Regions from separate parts of the Homo sapiens genome. Here region 2 is linked to region 1. The links are chromatin loops, found by intact Hi-C in ENCODE. Cell type or tissue: CD4-positive, alpha-beta T cell. All regions are shown on one strand. Each heading gives the region's core, and the rest is flanking DNA. Links, peaks and the distances in the headings are about the cores only. Region 1 overlaps SASH1 (SAM and SH3 domain containing 1). Region 2 overlaps STXBP5-AS1 (STXBP5 antisense RNA 1).

Region 1 (5,375 bases), core at 282-5,281:
GTATCCCCTTTCTGTCTATCCCTTAAATAATAGAAAAGAAGCATCCTGTTAAAGAATGTATACAATTTGGAATTCTGTTATACAAATGAGGAGGAGTCTGGGGAAGAGGGTGAGGTGTTGAACTCAGGAGTCAGAGACGTGGCCACCAAGCCCAGTTATGCCCTTGCCCAGCACGATTGGACCTCAGGCATGTCATCACTCCCATCTCAGTGACAGTCCTATTCTGTGATGGGGGGTAATGAGAGTATTGCATTTGAGAGGTGGAATTCTATACAAGTGTAAAGAATTTCATGTTGACCTGTGTTGTGTTCCTCCTCCTACTCTATGGTCTTACGAGGATCTCCACTGTAAAGCAGTAGACTCACTGGAAAAGAAAATATGGCAACCTAGAGTTTCCACTGTGTGGAGTGAGAGACTGCAATATAATTTTTTTTTTTTTTTAAGATGGAGTCTCACTTTGTCACCCAGGCTGGAGTGCAGTGGCGCAATCTCGGCTCACCGCAACCTCCACCTCCTGGGTTCAAGTGATTCTCCTGCCTCAGCCTCCTGAGTAGCTGCGATTACAGGTGCTCTCCACCACGCCTGGCTAATTATTGTATTTTTAGTAGACATGGGGTTTCACCATGTTGTCCAGGCTGGACTCGAACTCCTGACCTCAGGTGATCCACCCGTCTCGGCCTCAAAGTGCTGGGATTACAGGGTCAGACACTGCGCCCAGCTGCGATATAATTTTTGTAAAACGGAGTTTAATAATATTCTAACCAGAAAGGTAAAGGAGCACTCTGCCTTCTTTTCCTTCTCCCACTGGCTGCTCCTCCTAAGTCTCATTGCTGGGCCTCACTTTCTCTTTATGACCACTAAAAATCGGGTTGCCCTGGAGCTCAGTCTTCATAATGTTTCTCTTCGTAGTGTTCAGTCAGAGCTTAGAGTATGCAAGTCACTTACAAATTCTTATCTGCAGCTCTAGACTCACATGTCCAACTGTTTCTTTACTGTCTGCACAGGGATGTTTAATAAGCACCGCACACTTAGCATGTCCAAAGGGGACCTCTTGTTCCCTCCCCTGCTGTTCCCCTGCCCAGCTTTCCCCATCTGGGGAAGTGAATGTTATTTCATTATTTAGGTTTCTGCTCAGAGAAGCCTTCTCTGTCCCATCACCTCAACTTCTCCTCACTCCTTGACTCTGCAGTCGCCCTTCTTGAATCTGTCTTGTTTATTGCTATGTTCTCAGGACCTCAGAGGATGCCTGACTCCTACTGAGAGGTGAATAAATAAATACTGAATGAAAGAATGAGTGAAAATGAATACACAAAGCAATTTAACAAAGAATTTGTTAAAGACAGAGGTAGGAGGAAAGAAACCAGTTCTGGGGATACTGTCTCTTAAATTATTTTTATTTTTCAATGGGATTGATAAATTCCTTAATGTAGGAATTTTCTTAAGTGAATTTTGCCTTCAGGAACAGCTAAAGCAGTTTAGGGATCTTGAGGAAAAATGTTGACACTTAAGCAGATAGATTTGGGGTCTTAATAGTAGGAGTTATTGATGAACAAATATTTGCTAAGGTTCAGTTCTGAGACTTTAAATCCAATACTTGATGATAATTAAATGTTTAAATGGATTTTTAAAGCACAGCAGAATATTAATTATTGCTTCCTGGTCATCAAAATCCATGCTGAAGTTACCATACTTTTTACCCATTGACAATGAAAAAGATGAGTCCAAAGAGCAGATCCAGCTCCAGCGCCCACCATCCTCAGGCCTGGGGCTTCTGGCTGGAGGAAGGAGGTACTACTACCAGGAGGCCTCTTTGGAGCTGACGTCTGAGCATTAATTTCTTCCACCAGGAGATTAGTAAATGACCCCTTCCACCTGCTGCCATCCACTTTTGGACTTGGGTTATATCATTGATTTTTGCTCCTGCTGGATGAATTGTAATAATCATTCTCAAGGAGAAAGGAGATGGCATTTTGCACTGCTTCTATGCCAGCTTCTGTTTGCAGGGAGAAAGTCACTGCATCCAAATTCACACATTGAATTTGGATTCAACGTAAAATTCAAAGGATTGTAAATTTGATGAGTTGGGGAGCCTCACGCTTATGAAACATGGGCTTGTTATTCTTTGGCCAGCATCTAGGTGGTGAACTTGTGAAATTTTAAAAACAAAATCCCACTCACCACAGCAAGATGAATAAAGAAACTACAGTGCCATCTGCTGGCATCCTGGGGAAGTTCAAGCAATGCCTGGGCCAAGTCCAAACCGGAGGATAAAATTATTCAAAGTGTGTGGTAGTTTGAAGACAGTAGATTAAAAATAGTGAAAATATTGTCAGTCATCATTTCAGAGAGGAAAATGCAATCACATTTTGTGCTAATGGTGTAGCAGTGGGAGCGTACATTTTTCTGCAGTGTACTTTTTGAAGTATTTTGATGACTTTTAGGGAAAGTAAAAATTCACAATTTGTGTTTTCACTTATTACATAATAAGTTTTATCCTGAGGTGGGGATATTTGGTCCATAGCAGTTAGGTCAAGACTTCTCTAGTCCTGGCCGGTCACGGTGGCTCATGCCTGCAATCCCAGCACTTTGGGAGGCCGAGGCGGGCAAATCACCTGAGGTCAGGAGTTCAAGTCCAGCCTGGTCAACATGGTGAAACCCCGTGTCTACTAAAAATACAAAAATTAGCCAGGCATAGTGTCATATGCCTGTAGTCCCAGGAGGCTGAGGCAGGAGAATCGCATGAACCTGGGGGTGGAGGTTGCAGTGAGCCGAGATCGCATCACTGTACTCCAGCCTGGGCAGCAGAGTGAGACTCTGTCTCCAGGAGAAAAAAAAAAAAAAAAAAGACATCCCTAGTCCTTAGGGTGAGGACAAAAATACATATGGGGCTCCCTGTCCCTCTGGTGGCCCCTTACAGAAAACATGTTTAACCAGCTGCAGACCCCAGCCCGCTGAAGTAAGGTGGCAGCTGCACAGTCCCATGACTTGAAGTGCAAAGTACAGCACAGTAAGATTTTTTAAAAAAATTAAGAAGCTAAACTTAGCAGAAACCCTTCTTTCTTTCTGAAGGATTTCCTGCCTCAGTCCCCAGCCAACTAGCTTGCTCTTATTTTGCTCCCACTTCTCCCGTGGCCCTGAGCATGTTACATTTGCTGCTTCTCTTCCTCATTCTTCTCCTCCCCTTCCCCCTCGTCATTTCTTATGCTTTTTTGTTCCTGTCTCCCTCCGTCTCTAACCTGTGGCTCCCCTTCCTTCGTGTTCATCCATGTACCTTACTTGTGCGTTGTTCAGTACATTTTGGCTGAAAGATTTAAATTTTGAAATGGCTACCTCCTAAAAGCCTTGCAGGTAAATACAGGTATTTTCATTTTTGTGTGGATAGGAGGAAGGAGAGTAGGTCCTAGCCATGTTTTGGCACAATTTGGTGATAAGTGAGATTTTCCTTACATGTTCTGTATTCACAGCACAGGAATAAGGGGAAATAACTAGAATTCAAAACTAGCTCTTGTCCTCTCTAGCGGTTTCTCCCCTGATTCTGTTCTTAGCTCCGACTCTCCCTTAGTTTACAATAGAAAGCTTTCAGATTTTTGTGCTGGTCATCAACAGTTCTCTGCACTCAGCCGTGGAGAATGGTGGTGCTTGCAGGGCATGGGCCTGCCACTCAGAAATGGCACCCAGTGGTCAGCCCACACCAGTGCAGCTACACCAAAGGGTGGTGGCTTATTAAAGGCTGCTCTGCGTGAAAAAGCCTCCCTCCCCTCTCTCTGGTCACCTTAGATTCTCAAGGTCCTTTTATCCAAAAGGTAGGCAGAAAATCACTTTAGGTGATTAGGATATTCAATTCTTCTTCCTCTGAATGAGACAGAGTCTCATTCAGTCACCCAGTTTGGAGGTCAGTGGTGTGATCATAGCTCACTACAACCTCGGACTCCTGGGCTCAAGTAGTCCTCCTGCTGCAGCCTCCTGAGTAGCTAGAACTAGCACTATAGATGCATGTCACCATACCCAGTTGAACTTTTTAGAAGTTTTTTTTTTAAAGAGACAGTGTCTCACTATGTTGCCCAGGCTGCTCTCCTCCTGCCTCAGCCTTTGCTCTAATTTTTTCAGTGTAACTCATACCTGGCCTCCCACTTTCTTGTCTTCCCTAGCCTTCAGATGCAAAAATCACCTCTTCCATCTTCCTTCCTGGTGGTGAACTTGTAGTGAAGATTCAGGTTTAAATCCCCCAAGTGTCTGTGTCTCTTCTGATGCAGGTGCCTTCTTTCTGGTTTCCCTTGGCTGTAAGCCCAAGGATACTGTATTTTCCTTCTGGGATTTGGACACACCTAATGAAAGATTTTGCTCCACACTCTACTGTTCCCTGTTCCTTTTTTTTTTTTTTTTTTTTTTTTTGGTGATACAGTTTCACTCTGTTGCCCAGTCTGGAGTGCAATGGTGCGATCTTGGCTCACTTCAACCTCTGCCTCCCAGATTCAAGCAATTCTCCTGCCTCAGCCTCCCGAGTAGCTAGGATTACAGGCCTGTGCCACCACGCCTAGCTAATTTTTGTATTTTTAGTAGAGACGGAGCTTTGCCATGTTGTCCAGTCTGGTCTCAAACTCCTGACCTCAAGTGATCTGCCCACCTCGTTCCCTTTTTGATACAACCAATTTTAACTTTCTTTGGCTTTCCCGCTTTCTTTCTTTAAATTTTGTTTGTCTAAGTTTTTTTCTGGAGAAATGCTTAATGAACTGGTTTTGGGCTGTGCACACTTTTCAGATTATTTGGGTTAATCTGTATCTGCCTTCACAAACTGGCAGCCAAAGGTGTTGGGGTGGGAGGCAAATTCGATGCCCAGACATGTATTGATTAATTTGGACACATGTTTAAAAACATTGGTTTCTTTACCATCACTTAAAAATGTTAGAGCTCTTGTATAAAAATACAGATTTCTGGCTGGGCACAGTGGCTCACGCCTGTAATCCCAGCACTTTGGGGGGCCGAGGCAGGAGGATTGCATGAGGTCAGGAGTTCCAGACCATCCTGGCCAACATGGTGAAACCCCGTCTCTACTAAAAATACAAAAATTAGCCAGGCGTGATGGCGCATACCTGTAATCTCAGCTACTTGGGAGGCTGAGACAGGAGAATCGCTTGAACCCAGGAGGCGGAGGTTGCAGTGAGCCAAGATCATGCCACTGTACTCCAGCTTGGACTACAGAGCAAGACTGTCTCAAAAAAAAAAATGCAGATTTCTGTCTTCTTTTTGAACATTGGAAGATTCAGCAGGATGGACATTGCACTTGCCAATTGGCAGCAACCAACTGGAGGAACTGTGTACTGGCCGCCCCCTTTATTAGGGACACTCAATATCCTGTTGTGGGTGTCTCACCCGCC
Region 2 (5,375 bases), core at 300-5,299, 1.6 Mb before region 1:
AGCCATATCCTGGCCCAGATGGTTACCACGTTTCACTGTATGAATCTTATACCAATTTGCAAACTCATTGAATTTGCATTCTATCTGTGTTGGTTAATATTTGAGTGTCAACTTGATTGGATTGAAGGATGCAAAGTATTGTTCCTGGGTGTGTCTGTGAGGGTGTTGCCAAAGGAAATTAACATTTGAGTCAGTGGACTGGGAGAGGCCGACTCACCCTCAATCTGGGTGGACACCATCTAATCAGCTGCCAGCACGGCTAGGATAAAAGCAGACAGAGGAACGCGGAAGGACTTGACTTGCTGAGTCTTCTGGCCTTCATCTTTCTCCCATGCTGGATGCTTCCTACCCTCAAACACTGGACTCCAAGTTCTTCAGCTTTTGGACTCTTAGACTTACACCAGTGGTTTGCCAGGGGCTCTAAGGCCTTTGGCCACATACTGAAGGCTGCACTGCAGGCTTCCCTGCTTTTGAGGTTTTGGGACTCGGACTGGCTTCCTTGCTCCTCAGCTTGCAGATGGCCTACTGTGGGACTTCACCTTGTGATCATGTGAGTCAATACTCCTTAATAAACTCCCATTCATATATACATCTATCTTATTAGTCCTGTCCCTCTGGAGAATCCTGATTAATACACTGTCCTTCATTTTTCTGTTGGTTCCCTTCTTGCTTACACTTATTTTAGAAGCCAGTCTCTTCCCATATACTTGGAGAAATAGAAACTTTTCAGAAAAGGTCTGAGAAAGATATTATTTCTGGTCTCAAAGAGTTCACCTTCTAGTTAGAGTGAGAGACTGGACTTGCCTAGACTTCTCACATATGTATTCTTGTTCCTGAGCCTCTTAGGTGGGTTTGTGTCCTGCTTTCTGCAAGTACATCGCAACTTGGTCTCTGCCTCAGTCACCCCAGGGAACTCTGAGTTCCATATGCTCTGTGTGCACAGCAAGGACCTCTGTGTGCACAGCAAGGGCCTCTGTGGGCCTGACTCCCTGAAACAGGGGCAACACTGCCATCCTCTTCTTAGTCAGCTACATGAGTTCAACTACTTCCCCACTCTCTGCCTCCTCCCTGTCCTTCTGTCTTCCAAAGGGAGAATTTTACCAGACCAGTTCCAACAGTAAACACAGGTCCCTTTGAAGCATTTTCCCATCAATGTTGGATACCTTGGCTCATCCCCTTCAGCCTATCCACTGAGTGGTCCACCTCTAGTTTGGTGACTGCTTTTATTGTATGGCTAACTTTTAGTTAGTAATTAATTCATTAATCACAATTGTTTTCTATATTTGTCATAAAGGATTATTCATCTGTGTTTTTCCCTTCTCAGTCTTCATTCATCCATTCATACAGTCACTCACTCATTCATTCATCAGAATTCATTACTGAGTTCCTCCTTTTGTAAGGTCACACCCTACAAGCTGGGGGAGACAGAGATGAAGTCAGTGGTTCTGTCTCGGCTTATGATTATAGTCACCTGAGAATCTTCAAAAAAGAAAAAAAAAAAGATGCATTGCCCTGGCCCCATCTCCAGAGATTCCAAATGAATGAGTCTGGGGCAGCTCCTGAGCATCAGTGATTTTTAAAAGATTCCTGGGTGATCTGAAAGTGCAGCTAAGACTGAGGACCATGAGGAGATGAGGGCACGAATAACATGGATTAAAATGAAAAGGCAAGGCTATCCTGAACACTTCAGAGGGACTGCTCTCAGGAAAGCCTCCCAGCAGGCCTGCACCCTTGGCCTGCACAGGACTGACAGCCCTTCTATCTCTGCTCAGCCCCATTGACCACAAATTTAGCCACTGCTCAGGCGAGAGATGTGGCACATCTGACTCAAACTGAGCAAAGAGAAGACGGTAGCATGACTAACTTTCTCTCAGCTGAACAATAATGGTACCACCTTTCTCGAGGGAGTGTGCATTTTGAGAAACTGTGCGGCTGCCGCCCACCCAAGCTCAGGAGTCCCAACGCTTGGGCAGAGAAGATTTTGAGGCAGGTCTAAATGTCTCTAAAATTTGTATGGCTATAAAAAAGGAGGAGTTCATGTCCTTTGCAGGGACACGGATGAAGCTGGAAACCATCATTCTCAGCAAAATATCACAAGAACAGAAAACCGAACACCGCATGTTCTCACTCGTAAGTGGGAGTTGAACAATGAGAACACATGGACACAGGGAAGGGAACATCGCACACCGGGGCCTGTTGGGGAGTGGGGGACTGGGGGAGGGATAGCGTTAGGAGAAACACCTAATGTAAATGATGAGTTGATGGGTGCAGCAAACCAACATGGCACATGCATATCTATGTAACAAACCTTCACGTTCTGCACATGTACCCTAACACTTAAAGTACAATAAAAAATAAATAAAATAAAATAAAATCTGTATGGCTAGGTGAGGGTAATAGCTTACACTTCAAGGGAGGCCGATGTAATTCTGGAGATGTGACAGGCGGTTGCTGAGATGTTTAAAGGAGTAAGCAGAAAAGAAGGAAATTGAGGACATCCCGGCCTTCTCCGGGTCTTTCTGCTTCTGTGACAGGATGTAGAGTTAAAATCATGAGAGGACTGCAAGCCCTGCCCCTTCACATTCCTCCAAGCACTGAGAAATCCTATCTGGTCCCCTTCTCTGCTTTGTCAGGCTGAGGCCTGGCCTCTCTGTCCTGCAGGTGCACGGGTGTAAGAAAAGGACTGGAGCCCGTGTGAATAAACTGCTGAGAATCAGCCCTTCCTCCCATGGAAATCATATATTGGCTGGGGCTCCAGGGTATGCTTTGTGCTCCAGCGGTAAGATTTATTTCTTTTCCTTCTCTGTAGAAAATTCCCCTCTCATGGTGGCACAGGGAGAAAATAATGTCCTAAAAGTGGAGACAGACTGGGGCAAGCAGATGGCTGCGAAGGCGCCATTTCTCTGTGTGTCCAGCAGGGGGCGCCGATGACAAGCGCGCGGGCTGCGAGGCCGCACAGACTCTTACGCAACGATGAGGGCGCAGGCTCGCGGGCCAAGGATGCTGACGCAGGCCTGAGTCCGGAAAAGACCCGCACATCTGGGGCCCAAGTGGCCCATTTCCCCAGAGGCGAGCAAGGACTCTCAGGAATCGTCATCCTTCCCATGAAATCCTGGAAACTGCTTAGTTGAGTTTCTGGTTGACTTGCGCTGCGTGCAGCTGGCAGCTGCCGGTGAACCCAGTGACACTGGTTCAGTGCTCATGTTTGTTTTCCAAAAGGGGCTGCCCTGATTTTTGTTTTTTTAAGACTAAATAATAATAGTCATCATAGGCACCCTTTTCTGAACAGCCCCTCTATGCCTTCCCGGTGCTAGGGGTTTGATGCTGATTGTGTATGTTCCCCTGCTGTGTGTGTTTCATCCTCTCATCCTGCAGCAAGGAGCCCCACCAGTGCCTCCCATCAGACCTCCCTGCTGTGTTCAATGCAACTTGCTTTTAAAAGGGAGCCAGGGAGAAAGGGACGGAAGGAGGGAAGAGGAGAGGACACCAATCCCTTCCCAGATTCATTCTACCTGTCAAAGCGAGAGAAAGCTTGTGTTTGGAGAATGAACAGGAAACGATGTTATTTGATTGTCTTAAATCAGTTTCATCTTGCTGTTATTTTACTGTTTAAGGCTTCTGTTTGTTCTGTTTCGTTTTGTTTTCAATTTCCCTCAAATGCGTCAGTGATCTCTAGAATATTTCTGTATTCTAGAGAAGATTTGTGCTTAACAGGGAGAGAAAAGGTACAATGGGATTATTTCTGGTAAATAAGGCTGCTTTTTTAATCCCTTTGCTTTCTTAATTTTGTTAAAAGAAAAATTATGAAGTTATTTTTAAAAGAATTATAAGAATTCAAAACCAGGCTTCCTTCACTGAAGACATGTTAACTTAAAAATCTGGAAAATATAGATCTAGAAGAAAAAGCATAAACTGCACTTACAATCTCTTAGCCAAGCAATAATTGTTATTTAATTTAGTATATCAAGTAAGGATCTTTTTCTAATATTCTATATGCTATACTAGAAAGTGTTATAGTATTATACATAGATTAACAATCTATTGTTTTCTTTACTTAAAATATTTTGATAATTTTAAATATTTGCGCAGTGTTTATCATGTGTCATATAAATGTAACAAAATACATTCAGTTAATTTAATAAGGATGGATATTAAAGCTATTTTCACTATTTTTTTCTGTTTTTCTATTGTAAACATCACTAGGTCAATAACTTTTACATACATTTCTATTTCCTTGGGAAAAATCTCTAAAAGAAAAATTGAAGATCAGTGGATATTTAAAGCTACTCAGCATGTATTTGCAAATGGTCTTCTAGAAGCACCGAGCCAATTTGCGTTTTCACCAATGGTTAGGAGCCAATACCAGTAGAGTTCCTTTTCATGTGCTTTGACAATTTTATAGGTTGCAAATAGTATTTTATTGTTGTTCTAATTTGCATTCTTGTGTGTTTTTCTCTTGAATTTTTCAGACTCCTTTAAGGATCTTTCCAAAGGTCTTCAATTTTGATATAAGCAACAAAGAATAAGAGTGAGTAACAGCTAAAGAAACCAGGGAACTGTAGCGGTAGAGTGTAGCAGTGAAAATATTTAAGACTTGATGAAACAATGTCCCTTGCATAGACCGATGCTTTTATAGGCACTCCGGACCTGCAGTGGACTGTTTCTGTTCTCCCAAAATCCATACGTTGAAATCTAATCTTCAATGTGATGGTATCAGGAGGTAAGGCTGGGAGGTAATCAGGTCACAAGAGTGGAGCCCCCATGAATGGGATTAGTGCCCTTCTAAAAGAGGCCCCCAAGTGCTCCCTTGCCAGCTACTGGCTGAGGACACAGTGAGAAGACAGCTGTCTATGAGCCATGAAGTGAGCCCTCACCTGACATCAATTCTGCCAGCACCTTCATTTTAAACTTTCCAGCCTCCAGATCCGTGAGAAATAACTTTCTGTGTTTATAAGCCACCCAATGTATGTTTTGTTTTGTTTTTACAGCGGCCTGAATAGATTTACAGCCAAGAAAATTAGAGAGGGGATCCAGGTTGGAATTAGTCTTCAATCTGATTACTCAATTATGATGACTAAAAGCCCTACTGAGCACCAGAATTCTGGTGATTTTTTTTTCCCAAGGTAGCCTAACATAAGGCAAAATTGTAGCATGAAGGAAGGGGATGACTTCTGAGAAGGCTTTCTTCACCTTGTACAGAAACCCAGGAAGTGGGTTGTGGACACAGGTTTGCACATGTCACCTTGTGGTGTGCATATGTGCGTGCTCTTGGGAATGTCATCCCTCCTTATTTTACCTGCATGTGAAAGCAGCAGGAACCTGTGCTAGAAAACAGAGACAATTAGAAGATAGCTGTGCTTTGGGGAAGCAAGTCA

What was found. Peaks named below come from ENCODE experiments on the same cell type or tissue, not always from the same donor. Only the 100,000 strongest peaks of a DNase experiment are listed, where the experiment ranks them.
Region 2: it touches region 1 in a loop (23-fold over the local background); 5 of 110 quality-filtered maps call a loop at or near these places.

The regions. Positions count from the first base shown.
Region 1 is chr6:148,462,722-148,468,096 of GRCh38, forward strand. The region is part of intron 4 of SASH1 (SAM and SH3 domain containing 1); the gene reads left to right. Among named protein-coding and RNA genes, the nearest start is that of SASH1, 120 kb to the left of the region's middle. In CD4-positive, alpha-beta T cell, for the core only: CTCF peaks have their summits at 2,208 (motif pointing left) and 2,414; a DNase peak (open chromatin) is centred at 2,210.
Region 2 is chr6:146,854,711-146,860,085 of GRCh38, forward strand. All of the region lies in intron 8 of STXBP5-AS1 (STXBP5 antisense RNA 1), which reads right to left. Among named protein-coding and RNA genes, the nearest start is that of ADGB, 260 kb to the left of the region's middle. RefSeq lists an enhancer at 3,062-3,221. In CD4-positive, alpha-beta T cell, for the core only: CTCF peaks have their summits at 2,922 (motif pointing right) and 3,122; a DNase peak (open chromatin) is centred at 2,951; H3K4me3 peaks cover 341 bases.